2 separate regions of the Homo sapiens genome follow, and region 1 is linked to region 2. The links are chromatin loops, found by intact Hi-C in ENCODE. Cell type or tissue: endothelial cell of umbilical vein. All regions are shown on one strand.

What was found. A loop is a pair of places that touch in the nucleus more often than their neighbours do. Peaks named below come from ENCODE experiments on the same cell type or tissue, not always from the same donor. Only the 100,000 strongest peaks of a DNase experiment are listed, where the experiment ranks them.
Region 1: it touches region 2 in a loop (8-fold over the local background); 2 of 110 quality-filtered maps call a loop at or near these places.

Annotation. Positions count from the first base shown.
Region 1 is chr11:96,007,700-96,015,699 of GRCh38, forward strand. All of the region lies in intron 2 of MAML2 (mastermind like transcriptional coactivator 2), which reads right to left. Among named protein-coding and RNA genes, the nearest start is that of MTMR2, 88 kb to the left of the region's middle. RefSeq lists an enhancer at 4,338-4,941. In endothelial cell of umbilical vein, a CTCF peak has its summit at 4,476; a DNase peak (open chromatin) is centred at 4,612.
Region 2 is chr11:96,302,972-96,310,971 of GRCh38, forward strand. All of the region lies in intron 1 of MAML2 (mastermind like transcriptional coactivator 2), which reads right to left. Among named protein-coding and RNA genes, the nearest start is that of MIR1260B, 34 kb to the right of the region's middle. In endothelial cell of umbilical vein, no CTCF peak of the experiment used is centred here; DNase peaks (open chromatin) are centred at 270, 4,120, 4,980 and 6,250; H3K4me3 peaks cover 629 bases; H3K27ac peaks cover 5,449 bases.

The sequences.
Region 1 (8,000 bases), 300 kb before region 2:
AACTTCATTTATAACATGATTTATAATTACTTAGATATTATTAAGAAAGTAACATTCTCAGTAAACTATCGCAAGAACAAAAAACCAAACACCGCATATTCTCACTCATAGGTGGGAATTGAACAATGAGATCACATGGTCACAGGAAGGGGAATATCACACTCTGGGGACTGTGGTGGGGTGGGGGGAGGGGGGAGGGGTAGCACTGGGAGATATACCTAATGCTAGATGACGAGTTAGTGGGTGCAGCGCACCAGCATGGCACATGTATACATATGTAACTAACCTGCACAATGTGCACATGTACCCTAAAACTTAAAGTATAAAAAAAAAAAAAAAATTTTTCAGTGAAATGACGAATATCAATATTACATATCATATAACAACATGTTTTACCTGGGAGTACTTATTAATGTCAGTTCAATATAATATATAAACCTTTTCATTTGTGATTAAAACCTTGAATGTAAATTCAACACACACAGATTTACGTGAACTTTTAACCTTTTTTTTCCTCAGCAATTTGGGTAGGTTGGTTGTATCGGATTCTAGTTACTTGTAACTGAAAACAGATCCTTGATTTGAACATAACTGTCCAGTGATTTTTCAATTTGGTAAACATTTGTGGCTTATGTTCCTCACTGCTGATCAGGAGAGAATGCAGGAAGGGAGACTGATATATCGTGCAGTTACCAATGTTTACATTGTTTTGTACTTTCCAGATTCATGTGGTGCTTTTTTAAAATGATATACATTTGGGACTGGAACAACTTTTCAGCTGCTGGCTGGATCCAAATAACAGTTCACTGAGTACATATCTGAACATTTCTAAATATTTAAATCAAAACTGTGACTAAATTTGAGCCAATTAGATCCTCTTTAGAATTTGAAAATATTGTTATCTAGCCATCCTCAGAAGAAAAACAAAAACAAGTTTTAAAAACAGCCCTCTTCTCCATAAAGTTAACAGAACTTGGGCCAAGCATGAGAAATGCCACACCACTGAGTATCATGGAAATTTAAAATCAGTCAACTATTTGCTTCATGTACATGTTGCCAAATAATTGGCCTAAAAATTATTTAACTAAACTAACGGAGTCAACTAGCTGTTTTGGTATAAAATGAACAGCTTGATTATCTCATCCCAGGACATGATTTCCTTGATAGATTTTTGGTTGAAGTTCATCATATTTATCTAACCCTTGCCAGGTATTCACTTCAGTTTTCTTCCTGAAGACACAGCTGTATTGACACCGCTGAAATTCTAGCATCATTTTTAAAAGTTGCTTTTTTCAAGGTATTGGGTAAGCAATAGTACTTCATTTGGGGAAGGTGTTATGTTAATAAATATTTTGAGAGTTAACTAAATGAAAGTATTTTGAGTTCTTTGGAGGCAAAATAATATTGTTAGATGTAATATTAATGTGCAATTGACTAGCCATATAGGTCATATGGAAGGAAGAACAATTCAGTTCCTTTAATCACTTAATGCTAACGATGGCCATTCGCATGTATAGCAGTCCTTCTGCACCTCAGCGCTGCAACTTTTCCTTTACATCTTCATTAAATCTAAATATTTTCTCACGTATTTTCTTTACCTTGATCTGACAGCTGGGTTCATGGCTTTTCCCCAGATAATATGCCATTCATTCAAACACCCTACTATTGCTTTCTATACCAGGAAGGTGCTAATCTTTGAATTTAACTGGGTCCTGGTCATAAGATAAAGTGGAATGGTTTCTTTTTTATATATAGGGAAAGCACTAAAGATCTGAATAATTTAGTTTATTTCAGTAATTTAACTATATTTGTTATTTACAAAGAAATCAAGGAGAGACTATTGGTATGTGGTGAATAACTTCCAGTCAAATCTAACATTAGTAGAACCAACTGTGTACTTACTACTCTACTGCACTGCTCTTCAGAAGGTAGAAGAAAACAACGTAAGCATTGACATATATCTTCACTTCTTAGGGAAGCCAGGAAAAGCACAGTTATTTACCTGTAAACATTTGTTACAGTGAAGGAGGGCTGTACTGTTTCTATTTAAATGCAAATAATAATTCACAATGTTGTGTAGAGAGTGATTTATTTTGATACGTTTTCCCCCTAGCCCTAGGATTTTAGGTCAGCTACTAGAAATATTGCCCAAGGACATCTGTTCAAGAACCAATTTTACAAAAAGGTCATGTATTCCTTAATATAAGTATCTATGGTCAAGGATAAAAAACCAATCAGGCCTAACAGGATTTATAAGGCGTGGGTTATGAAAAGATGTTCCTTAGAGGGTTGCAGTTCTATGAACTGAATCAGGAACAATTTGGAGCTTCGGGAATGATCTACTTACTGCAAACTGTAATATGTCTTAAAAGACCAAACCAATTATAGTTATCATTATCATTATAAACCTTCTGCTTTCTATCTTAATTATATTACTCCATCATAACTTCAACAGATAGATACTGTGTTCAGAGAAAATTTACATTCTATATCCTAATTATATATGGATACATATTTAAACATAGAAGCAAGACTTTGAAAATTAAAGTGTTTACAAGTTATACACTGTGACTATTTCTAAGAAAACTGGATTACTATTTAGAGATTTATATAAAAAACTGATTTTCCTGTGTGGGAAGATTTAGAGCAAATCTACTAGAAGATACAGGGGCAGATTGGCCATTCCCCAGTCCCTTCCTACTTTTATATGTAGGGGACACTTAACAAGAGACAGGTCCTTGGGTTAGACAGAATCACTTCTGGGATCAAGTGGAACATTCATAGTTACCTGTAGACCAGGTAGGGGCATAGGATGCTGACAGAGGCTACATTTTAGATTTCTTGAGGTACAAACAGTCCCTACTCAACTTCCCTGATTACAATGTAGATGAGTTAAGAATAGTGGCGAATGAAAAAAGAGAGAACAATAGAGACACATAGTATTTTGAACCAAAAAGTTATATACAGATGTAAAACACAAGAAAAGTTGCTTCATGCAGACACATCAAAAAACTATAGCAGATTGCATTTGTTAGAAAGAGAGAGAAAGAGAGACAGAGAAATATTTTTGCCTGGGGATAGTAAGCATAATCTGAGAATATCACTAACAGTTTTAGTTGTTCTATATTAGTACTTTCATATAAGTATATATTTTAAAAGTAATTTCATGATGATGCAATTATGTTTAGAAGAAATTCAGAGTTTTATAAGGTCACTTTAATCCAGAAAAATATTCTTTAAAGTTTAAAAATACTGTTTTTTTCCTCCTTTAAAATGTTCCATTGATATTTTATTGCAGTAAAATATTCAAAAATGGTTATGCTTACTATTTCTCATCAGTCAGAATGGCTCTTATTAAAAAGTCAAAATATAATACATGTTGATGAGGTTGCAGAGAAAAGGGAATGCTTATGCACTGCTGGTGGGAATTGTAGTTCAGCCACTGTGGAAAGCAGTTTGGAGATTTCTCAAGGAACTAAAAATAGAACTACCATTTGACCCAGCAATTCTATTACTGAGTATCTACCTTAAAGGAAAATAAGTCATTCTACCAAAAAGCCACCTGCACTTATATGTTCATTGCAACACTGTTTACAAAAGCAAAGACATGGAACCAACCAAGGTATCTACCAATGTTGAATTAGTAAGAAAATATGGTACATATACACCATGAAATACTACATAGCCATAAAAAAGAATTAAATCACGTCCTTTTGTAGCAACATGGATGCAGCTGGAGGCCATTCTTGTAAGTGAATGAACACAGAAAGAAAAACCAAATACCATATGTTCTCACTTATAAGTGAGAGCTAAACATTGAGTACACATGGACATAAAGCTGGGAACAACAGACACTGGGGACTCCAAAAGGGGGAGGGTGGGAGAGAGGCTGGGGCAGACAAAGTACCCATTGGGTACTATGTTCACTATTTGGGTGACGGGATCAATAGAAGCCCAAACCTCATCATCATGCAATATAACCATGGAGCAAATCTGCACATGTACCCCTTGAATCTAAAAACAAGCAAACAAAAAAATGGTTATATAAAAGTCTGCAAGCTGTAATCAATGACAGAATAAATGGAATTTTTTTTCTTAGCCTTTAGGAAAATGCCAAGACATATTCCCACCTCTCACATGAGTTGGTGGTTTAAGAATTTGGTTTGCAAAACACAATTTAATATTTTATTTATAGAAGTCAAGAGAAATGGTAACAATTTAAAATTTTGATTCTTGAATATCTGTGCTTGTTAAAAAGAAAAGGTGTGTGGGTGTGTTGAAGGGTTTTTATTCCATTACTACCATAAAATCTACTTTTATTTACGTCTTTTAGAATCAAACTTTTAAAACATTTGCTAAAATTTCATAAATCTCATATGCCAAAATTCAGCTGAGCCAAACTCTTAGTTACCTGTTCTCCGTTTTTGAGCTGCAGTAGCATTTGGTAAACAGAATGCCCAGAACCTCCTCTGAAAGCACCACTAGCAGGCACTGTGAGAGCATTTTCATTCAAGTTCATTCGACTTGGGCAAAAAGAGAACAGCGGCTTACATCAACTGAGGATCAGTGAACACAATCTCATAGCAACAGACACCAAAACAGTCCCTCATTACAAGCCTTGTCCAACAATCAAGTCTTTAACGAGAACAAAGGTTGACAGTGATTAATCATTAAGCGGTTCCCTGTTCCTTGCTGCACGTGTTCACAGCAGCCTCCTACAGAGGCAGTCTGGCATATTTCCTGTCTCTGTGCTCCACTGTGCCATGTCTGAAGGGACGCCCAGGCAGCCTTCTCACTATTTTAATTTCAAATGCTACAAACATCTACAGAGTCTCTATGTGCACATGTCTTGACTTTTATTCTGAGCCTGGCAGACTCTGAATGGATATAGGGAGTATGAACATAATAAGCCGTTAACTCCACATCTGCTTACTAGATTATGTTCAAAGACAGTATAAGAAATTGATTAAACACTGTTTTCTAGAATAAACCTTTGAAATCTGTTTGTTTCCTTAAGCAACACAATGATAAGTTGCTATAATTTAGTTGTGCAGTGAACAGAAGATACCTTCACTACTGTTTCTACATAAAAATAGCTTCTGTGTTGTCAAAGCACCATGCTTTGACAAGCAACAAAAACATTTTCAGAAACCTCTTTCAAATAATTCTGTTTCACAAGGCAACAGAATTATAAAGTCAACTAATGCTGCCACCATTTTATTCAATGTTCCCTTTTCCTGTGTCTTTTTTATGACCTGTCTGGGCATTATCTATCTTAGTTGGTCATGCAATAGCATATGTATTCACCTTAACAGACTAACTTGGAGGGTTTTTATTTTCTCTCTTTCAACATGTACATTTCACTGATGACCATGTTGCCTGTAAACTGCTAGGAGCTCAGGTGAAAAGAGAGAGTTATGAGATACAGATTTCTGAGAGGTGAGGGGCAAGGGTTAATTGAAATTTTTAAAATGATCAAGGGAAGTAGGTTATGTATCAACAAACATATTGTTTTTCCAATAACAAATGTCACATTTAAGAACAACAAAATGAGATAACCCTAAGCATTCTTTGTATCTATTCACTTCTCTCTTCAAAGTAATCAGAATTAAGTAATGTGAGGTCTCCAGTAGCTCATGTAGTAGATTATAACTAGTCCATCTACAATATAAAAGCTAAAGTATAAAATCCAACCACAAAGTGATACAGGACTGCTAGGAAGGGAAGAGTGTGGTCCCTTTAAATGACATGGAATGGGGGAAGCAAAGTACTGGGTAGAGAAAGGCAGGTCCCTGGCAAGGGCTCCACTCCAACGACCTAGGTGAGGACAGGCACTTCCTGCCCAAATGTTGCATTTCCCAAGACCACCTGGGCCTGCCACAACCCCATCCTGGGCCTATAAAAACCCCAGACCCTAGCAGTAGACACAAAGGCAGCCAGACGTCGAGAGGAGCACACTGGCAGAGGAGCACACGCACAAGCACTGGCGCCTGCAGGCCGTCAGCAGGACACTGGCGGGACGAGGTGGGGCTGTTGGAGGAGAGCCAGGGCCACCGAGCAGCCCACCTCCAGGGAAAGAGCATCTTCCTTCTGGTTCCTCCATCTGCTGAGAGCTACTTCCACTAAATAAAACTTTGCATTCTTTCTTCAAGCCCACGTGTGATCTGATTCTTCCTGTACACCAAGGCAGGAACCCAGGATACAGAAAGCCCTCTGTCCTTGTGATAAGGAAGGGGATCTAATTGAGCTGGTTAACACAAGCCACCTATAGACAGCAAACTAAGAGAGCACGCTGTAACACATGCCCACTGGGGCTTCAGGAGCCGTAAACATTCACCCCTAGACATGGCCGTGGGGTCGCAGCCCCACAGCCTGCCTGTATGTATGCTCCCTTAGAGGTTTGATCAGCGGGGCACTGATGAAGCGAGCCACTTCCCCATCTCACACCCTGCGAGGGGGACAAGGGAATCTTTCTTGTCTCAAAAGTATAAAATATGCAATTCTCCCAGTATACTCAGCATTTTAGTATACAGCTGCAGTTTCTTTAAACTGAGTATATTCACTGAGGAATGGGAAATGACAATGCCACTCTACGAACAAAAAGACTACCTTATTATTGGTAACTAGGCTCTCCACAGGGATCCTTGCGACAGGGATGACACAGTGGTTGTTGACTCACATTAATATCAAAGCAGCCTGAGAGGAAACCACATTCAGAAAATGAACTTAACCACAGCCTCCTGGAATCAACATTTAAAACTAACATCGGTGAACTCTGAACTGAGAAGGAAAACAGTGATGAATTGTAGAGAGAAAGCTTTCAGGTTTTCAGGTGGTCTCAAACTACATTCTTACAAACCAACCAATTGATTATTTTGACTCAATTCAACTTGTAGTAAAAAACTCTAACTGGTTCTGTGTTATCTCTGCAGTTAGGGTACGTCAACTTCACCTCACACAAACATACTTTTAAAACAATATTTGACTTGAACTGGTCTGCTTATCCTCTTTCTCTAATTTGAAGCTCCACTTGTAACATTTGGGGGCTTATGTCAAAGTCTTAGAACAAAGACTTAAATCAATTACAAGTTAAAGGACTTAAAACTATGTGTAGATGGCATGGAACATTGAAGCAATTTCCAAATCATGGGGTATGCAAATCTCAAAGAAATTCCAATGCATGTTTGAGTCATTAATTCATCAATAACTATAATAGCTATCATGTGTTGGACACTTTCTCCATATCAGTCACTACACTGGGCACTTTATACACGATCACATTTCATAACTATAATAACCATCTATGTACTAGCCACCCTATTAGTATCTCCATTTTATAGATGAGAGAACTGACATTTGGAGAAGCTAAATACTTCATCTAGTTAGTCAGTGATTGAGCCAAAAGTCTATCTCAGGCAGCCTGACTCCAGAGCCCTGCCATAATATCCGAAAAGAAATAATACAAAACTAAGGCAGCCAGAGCCCTTGATCTAAAGTGGTGGTAAATCTATACTATTGGCACTTCATATGGAAACATGAAGCAATTTAAGCTACTACATAACAGTACAGTTCAGTTATATAGGATCTGCATTTGATATAGGAGTAATATGACGTTGAATAAGTAGCTTCATTTTTCCAAACCCCAGTTTCCTCATCTATAAAAGTAGTAAGGTGCCCAATTCCCAGGGTAGCAGTGAGTTTTAATTGAGATAATATGTGTAAAAAGTATTTTGTAAACACTGTACTCCAGCTGGTTGACCATTATGGTTTACTGTGAAATATAAAAGAATGAAGCTTCTGACATGTTTTCTATTGGGCCAATTCAATAGATGTGGAAGAGCTAACCATAAAATGAAAGTGCTAAGAAGGCAAAAAAAAAAAAAAAGGGGGGGGGGGCAATTCATGAAGACATATTAGTGATGACCCATGTGTACCAAAATGTGTAGAAGATCCTTTATGCCATGGGGAAGACCAAAGTGACCTGAAAAATAAGTGAATTG
Region 2 (8,000 bases):
TTTTGGATTCTTTCCTCTGAGAGATTCCAAGAAGTGAAATTATTGAGTCAAAGGGCACAGATATTAGTACAGCTCCTGAAAGATATTGCCAAAATGCTTTATAAAATGGCCCTGACAATTTATAATACATTCACGGGCTCATTTGTATTAAGCCTTCAGTCAACATTGACCATCATGTAGTTTTAATATTCTGCTGCCAATGTTCTCTATACTTTGCTCAAAAAAGTGCAGCACATGACTCACACATTCAACAGGAGAGATAAAACTCCCTACTCTGGCACTCTGAATCATTTCCTCAAACAGTGGTGTATTTGTTAACTTTATGGAAGTATAATTTACCAATATAAAAATTGCTCCAATGTTAAGATATTATGTAATCTCAAAGTACAACTGATGTGCTGTTTCCTTTGGTAATCTTTCTAGAATTATAGTTATCTATATATAACAATTTTCCTCATGGAATGTGCCATAGAGTAAGAGTATAGGAACCATTATTCTGTGAGTTCTGAGGTAAGTATATACTGAAACCATATACAAAAAACTACAAACACAGCCCTTCTAAAAATCCCAGTGTGGCCCATATAAATTTTTTATAATAAAAGAAAGTAAAGAGGTCTATTTTCCTTTCCTCCTTTGAGCTGTTTCAATGCCAAAATTATATCTTAGCAATAGTGACTAGGTCACTGGCCTGTGAATAAGATAGGCTGAATACAAGACACACAATGAGTGTCCAGCAAGAACAGATTTAAGAAAATGAGTTCTTAAGGGGCACAAGTGGGCAGCAGGTCAGGCATGCTGCCCAAGCTACACCTGGCGCCCACAAAAGGCTGGGGTACTTCTGTATAAATCCTGGCCTCACCCAAGGCTGCCAGAGCTGACACATTCCCTATCCCCCTTATCCTCTCTCCAGAATGTCTGAGAAAACAAAAAGAAAAAATATAATCTGAGAACTGCTGCTGTGGGCCAGCTAATCTTGTCACCAAATATGTAGTGCACAATTACTATGAGCAAGGAAGTGGGTGCCAGGATCCAGAGTGGCCCTCAATCTTTATCCATTAATGTCTGTACCTCCTTCTCGAATTCAGCACCGTTTGATCTTTGATCATCACAGAATCTGCTCATTCCAGTCTCCCGTTAAATCTGTGAAAGCTGCTTCAGCCCTACTTCTTGCAAGTCAGTTTCAAGCCTCTCTTATCACAGTGTACAGATTCTGAGGAGGGGACACTGATTCTACTGCTGAGGCCTGGTTCACTCTCTCACCCCTTAGAATAAGAAGTCAGGCTGACTCCTATCATAGTCATGTTTCCAGGAAAGAGCCTAAACTCCTTCTGACACTGAGATCCACAAAAGGGTTGATGAGGAAGCTTGGAATTTGGGGTGCCATTTAAAGATTTTAAGTGGAGACTTGAGACAAAAAGAGTTGCATTTTTAGGAATTTAACTGGCAAATGATAGAGGATAGATTATGGGATGAGAGGCCAGTTTGGAAGTACAGTGACAGTTAAAACATAAGTTGGGAGACATTGGTTAATGTGGATTCAACCAAGGAGAGAGATGGTCCCCCGATCCAGCCAATACTGTATCCTGAGAGTGGCACCCAGGTTTTTCTTTATCTAGAAGACCATCCTATTACATTTCATGGCATCTACTTCAAACAGAATGAATGCTTCCTATTAGTCCTAATTTCCTCGGTAACTTTTTGTACATCTGCAAGTAATGAATGTATTCATATAAACTCTTCTTGCAGCAGGCAGAGGAGATACAGAGACAGCTAACTGCATAAAGTGCTCCAGAAACATAGCCCAAATCACAATGATGTTACACCACTGTGATTCAGGATAAAGGGACCTTAAAGAAAAAAATAAAAACAACTAAATGTGTTTATGCTATGTTATGCTGTTTATGTTTCTTCTATTTGAGAAGCTCCTGACTCAACCACTATTGAAAAATTCCGAAGTCCTATAAAGATACAATTCTCTTGACTGAGAATAACATTCTGAAATATTATTATTAGGTCAATAAATTCTCACTTAAGGAAAAGGAATTAGAGATGCACCATTTATAACAACTTCTCAATGCAAAAACTGAGTTCTGAGGCCAAAAAATATATACACTTTAATCCATTTTTCAGTAACTTTCACATTTTAGTGTAATATTTTAAAATTAAAGCTATTACATTTTAAAATAATATGGAAACAGTAAAAAGATCAGTAGTTGCCTGCAGTTAAGGGAGAGGGAAGGATAAACAGGCAGAGCACAGAGGATTTTTAGAGCAGTAAAATACTCTATGATAATATAATGAAAGATGTACATTATTATATATTTATCAGAGCCCACAGAATACAACACCAAGAGTGAATCCTAATGTCAACTACAGACCTTGGGTGATAGTGGTGTGTCAATGTAGGTCCACTAATTGCAACAAACATACCACTCTGGTGGAGGATGGTGATAATGGGGGTGACTATGCATGGATAGGGAACTGGGAGTATCTGGGAACTCTTTGTATTTTCCACTCAATTTTCTTGTGAACATACACTGCTCTAAAAAATAAAGTCTATTTGAATAATAATAATGAGACAGGATGTATTCTATATTAAAATACATGTGAAACTGTACTATATGAAAAAACTTTGGCAAAAAGAAAGTCTCATCAATTCTCTGATTCCCAAATGTCTAGATATCTGTAAGTTACTATTCAAGTCATCTAATACACAAAGGGAATTTTTTCTATGTTAGAAAAAGTTTCCACAACTTCTATGATGAACTATTCTGAATGTTACTAGAACTTAGAAGTACGGTAACTGGAAATTAAGGCAGATAAAAACATCTGTCTCTATGCAAAATATGTCCCTCAGAGGTTAAACTGGGTGAAAATAAATAGCTAACCTGGCAACCAAATAAAACTACAAAGCAACAAACACAAGTATAAACATTCTGAAAAGTGTTTTTAAAAGACAAAGTGAAATGCTCCTAGAAAATGAACATTTAAAATGTATCATATGAAACTTTAATATCTCACAATAAGAAACATACCTTTCTTCTTGTTATGCTGCAAGACGTCATAGCTGCCTTGAGTATCAAATTATGTATATATAATTATATACATAACATATACATATATAGTTTTCTACAAGTCTCTCAATAAACATATATTCTGAAAATATGGAGCACTTCAGTTGTGCACTTCAGTTGTGCCTTTGATCACTGCACGAGCCCAGGCCCACAATATCAAATGAAGAAGAGTTAACATGTTGACATCTGTTTTAGGCTAAAAATGGAAATTGTGAAGCTCTTCTCTCCTCTTCCAAGAGTTCCCTGGAATGGATCAAAAAGCTTCAAAAGACTTGGCTCCAAGGGAACTTCTAGGCAATGTCTACACAGCACAAAATGATATGGAGGCTTGGCATCTCCCTAAAGAATTAGGGCTGTGTTGACTACTGCAAAAAGGGGACTGAACCTAGCTCCCTTTGTGACTTGAAAGGTCAAAACAGTTCTCCAAGCTCCAGAATTTTCCTTTATGTGGATCTATGTATTAATTTTTCATAAAACCTCAAAGAAAACTCCTTGCCTTCAGCATAGTTAGACAACGACTGAACATCTAGACTGGGCCATGTATTTTGCCAATACTAGGGGTAAAAAGGCTGACTTTCCCAGGTAAGTGAGGCAGAGGAATGTCCTCAGTCTAAATTGAAAAGAAACCTTCCCAAACTTACACTATTTTTTTCACACCAAATCAACTTGGCCTGTGAATTTTTTCTTTCCTTGAGGCTGAGTCAAGATGAACTAGCATTTGCGGGTGGAGTGGTTACTTGAGAGCACACCATTCGTTACAAGGGGTCTTTATATGTAAAGCAGAAACATTTTTGTTTTGCTTTTCAGTTGGAGTGAGCACGAGGAATTGATTCTTTTTTTTCTCCAAAGTTAAAAGAGCAAACCCAGAGACTACCAAAATGTTAGGTTTGTTTATCATTTCCAAGTTGAAATAAAGCGTAATGTGAATACTCAGCACTCTATCTTTCCCTGATTAAAGTGATCCTGCCCTTTGAATTGCTACACAGGATACTGTTCTGTACAGCTCACTCACACGGCTGTAATAAGTCACAACAGTTTGGCACCTCGCCCAACAAAATACAAACTCTCCTGAAGTCTTGAGCTTTCCCATGGCAACATCACAGTCACCAACACAGCAAACAATCACTCCAATCCCTGCTCCCGCTTTCCTTTTCTAACAGCAAAGGATATCATTGCAGCCAGCCTCTTAGAACTGTGCTCATTATCATCTATGAAAGGAGATAGCAACGGAGATCAAGTTGCCTTCAGTGCTGAGCTTAAAGTCAGACCAAAAGCAGGATAAGTACAGGAGCATAGGGAAGTTTTACTTATGCTTTTACTGTAAAGGAAGAGTGAGAGGCTGTATGAAAAGTATATTCCTTAAATATATCCCTTAAAGTATATTCCTTAATGTGCCTTGCTGCCCTGATTACCCAGTGGCTCTGGCTCACTCACAATCTTCATACAAAACTCCCATTCACATCTAGCCCAGGCACTCTCGACAGCAGCTGGGGAGGGGGAAATGCCATCTTAAAGCTGCAACTCCGACACATTCCTGAAACTGCAAAATTGGAACGGCTTTCAAACCTCAGCTGCTTTCTCCAAGGGAATGATCATTCTGCTCATATGGGAAGGCTGCCTAGCAGTAAGAGCAGGGTGGCAGCTCCGTACAGCAGATTAAAGCAGCACCACTTCCTTTATGACCGCTTCTTTTCAGATTCAAATAACATCCTTAGGGGTGCCAGTCTCTTCTCATAAAAAGTGTCTGGGCTCCCACAAATCCCCTAAAATGATAATCTCTTCGTGTGTATTAATTTTATTTTCATTTGATGGCCCATGAGAGTTCAGGAACAGAACTAATAGTGAACCCAAGGGAATGAATGGCCTATGACTCATGGGTGGATATCATTTTATAGGGGAAAGGAAGAGGAGGGTGGAAGAGAGTCCTGGCTTCATGTGGTTTTGAATGCTGATTGTTCTACTCTGGAATTATGGTAAAGCCCTGCGCATGCTCATGGAAGATTCTGGCTTCTTTACAATTCTAGACTCAGGCCTTACACAGTGTTATAGTTTACATTTGGGATCACCCGACCTCAGAAATCAAAATTTCAGAGGGAGTTTCATTTCAGCATAGCTAAAATTTGGGGGGCAGTGGTGGTGGGGCATTAGTCCATGTAATAAAGAATATAAAATACTAATGACAAAGTATGGAAGTAATTATACCAAGATATTTCAATGCTATCCTAAACCACAAGGAGGAAAAAAAAATCCAGTGATTTACTAAACAATAGTAGAATTCTGAAATATAACTGAAGCATCTCTAACATACATATGGGTGACTGCTGTGTCATTCAAGACTCTGTGTATTTAAGTACTAACCCTCAAAATCCATTTTAGTGACAATTTACATAATTACAGTATTACTGGAAATTCTGACATCAACTTTTCACTTACTGCATACCTGATTATGTTTTATTCTTTATTATCCAATCATTTCCCATACCCAAAATCTAATTATGTTGCAATTTTTATCAGTAAGAAACCTACTTTAGACATAAAATATTAAGCTAAATAAACAAATGGTACTTTGCATCAGAGTTGCTCTAACATCTCAGAATACACTTCCCAAAAATTACATCCATGGCTACTTCCTACTTCTTTATGTTTCAGCTTAAATTTAAAGAAACTTGTGCTTTATAAAAAATGACTAGCTATAATAATGTATATTTTTTAGTTTGTTTGCTTGTTTCTTATATGTCTTCCTATTAGAATGTAAAGACCTTGAAGCTGGGGACCATGTAGCTAACCTCATGTCTTACACACAATGGATACTGAGCAAATATTTATTGAATGAATGAATGCTTCATTTATCTATACACAGTGAACCATACATGTGCTATATACTTTCTGCTCTGTGTACTCTTGTCCAAATGTAAAAATGCTGCAGCATAAACAAATAATTCATGGCATAAAATACAATACAATAAAATGAAAATAACTCATTAGTTAAGTTCAGCAAAACAGAGAAGTAAAAGATAGAGAAAGGAAGAAAACTAAGTGCCCTTGCTGGTGTTAGCTGGCAATGTCTTTTGTCTTGAAAGTTCTGGGTGAATGTTTTTGGGTTTTTGGAGAGAATGTACTCCCACTGAAATGAGTAATCCATTGTGTCTAGCATCATACTGGGATTTGGAATGCCATTGTGTTTTAGTATGAAGTGCTTGACAATGCATTCACACCCAGAGGTCAGTTTCAAAACTGCCCTTTAGTTTAACCCTATAGTTGTGATTTAGTAGAAGGATTCGAATAACTGCATAATTTGTTTACCACACATTATTCTGCTCACAATTATGAGTAATTCATTCTTACCTACAGCCATGGAATCTGTACAGAGAACTTCATTCAACCCAGTAGCAGGATTGCTAAGATCATCATGGATGACGATGATGAAGATAGTATCTAACACTGAGCACAGTAACTACCTGCTCACTCTCCCTTAATCTTGCCACCATCCCTGTTAGGCAGGTTTTGCTACATCACCATTTCATAGATGGTGGAATTAAAGCCTTAGAATTAAATAATTTCCCTCAATTTGCTCAGTTAATAAATGGTAGAGCTTGGATTCTAGTGCCCAAGGTATTGACTACTGTGATATTCCACCTCCCAAAGGAACAATTTTTTTTTTTTTTTTTCTGAGACAGGGTCTCACTCTGCCACCTAGGCTGGAGTGCAGTGGTGCAGTCACGGCTTACTGAGGTCCCGACCTCTCCAGGCTCAGGTATTCCTCCCACCTCAGCCTCCCACGTAGCTGGAACTACAGATAACATGCCACCACGCCCAGCTAATTTATACATTTTTTTTTGTAGAGATGGGTTTTTGCCATGTTGACTAGGCCGGTCTTAAACTCCTGGACTCAAGCAGTCTACCAGCTTTGGCCTTCAGAAGTGATTGGATTACAGGTGTGAGCCACCACACCTGGTCAGAATGATTTTTAAGACTCTGAAGTTTCCAAAATGTATATGATGACATATAGGGAGCATACTTGCTTCTTGCTCTTTTAAAAAACTATCATCATATTTGGAGCCAAGAAATCAGTTTATACTGTGATTACGTGAAAAGGAAATTCTTCTATACATAAACTGAGAACTGATATGCAAAGAAGCCTACTATAAAAAAATAGCTAAAATGTTTTTGTTGTCAGAAGCTAAAGGTTATTTTTTTTTTCACTAAGTAATGTAAAAATCAGTATATGGAAAGTCAGAGCAACATAAAACGTTAAAAATTTTGAAACAAACTTTTAGATTCATTTTGCTTAAGAATGTATCAGGGTTTATACCATTTCATCAACATTATTACCTTGGGGATGACTACAGTATGTCAAATTTCACCCCAATGTGACCTGAAACTGCCAGAAGCATGAAATCTCTGGAATCATCTTTCAAGTTACCACATTGCTGCATATGAGTTGAAACATTTCAGTACATAAAAGAAAGATACACATTCTAACCCTGTATCTTCTTGAATACCTTTTCTAATTCACATATTATTAAAGCAAGAAACATGTAAGCCCTTTCTTCCTAGTCCTTAGGTTGGCAATACTGTGGTGTCAGTAATTTATAACATGCTTTCTCATATATAATAAGAAGCACTGGACTAAAGAGTCTGCTGGTTTGACTCTTCACGCAAGTCAATTCAAATTAAGTCACTGTGCCTCTCTGAGCCTCAGTCTCCCCAGGTGTAAAAAGGGAAAATATGGTCAACTCTTCTGCGTCCAGTGTTGTAAAAATAAAATGAGAAATTTCTTTATAAGCTATAATCTGCTATGTGAATGCATGGGACTCTTCTAAGGCATATTTTACAATATCATTTATGCAAATGTAGGTGAATATGTTAACCATATACCAGAAAAGTGGCAATAAATAGCCCAAGAAATGTGTTCAATGGCTAACA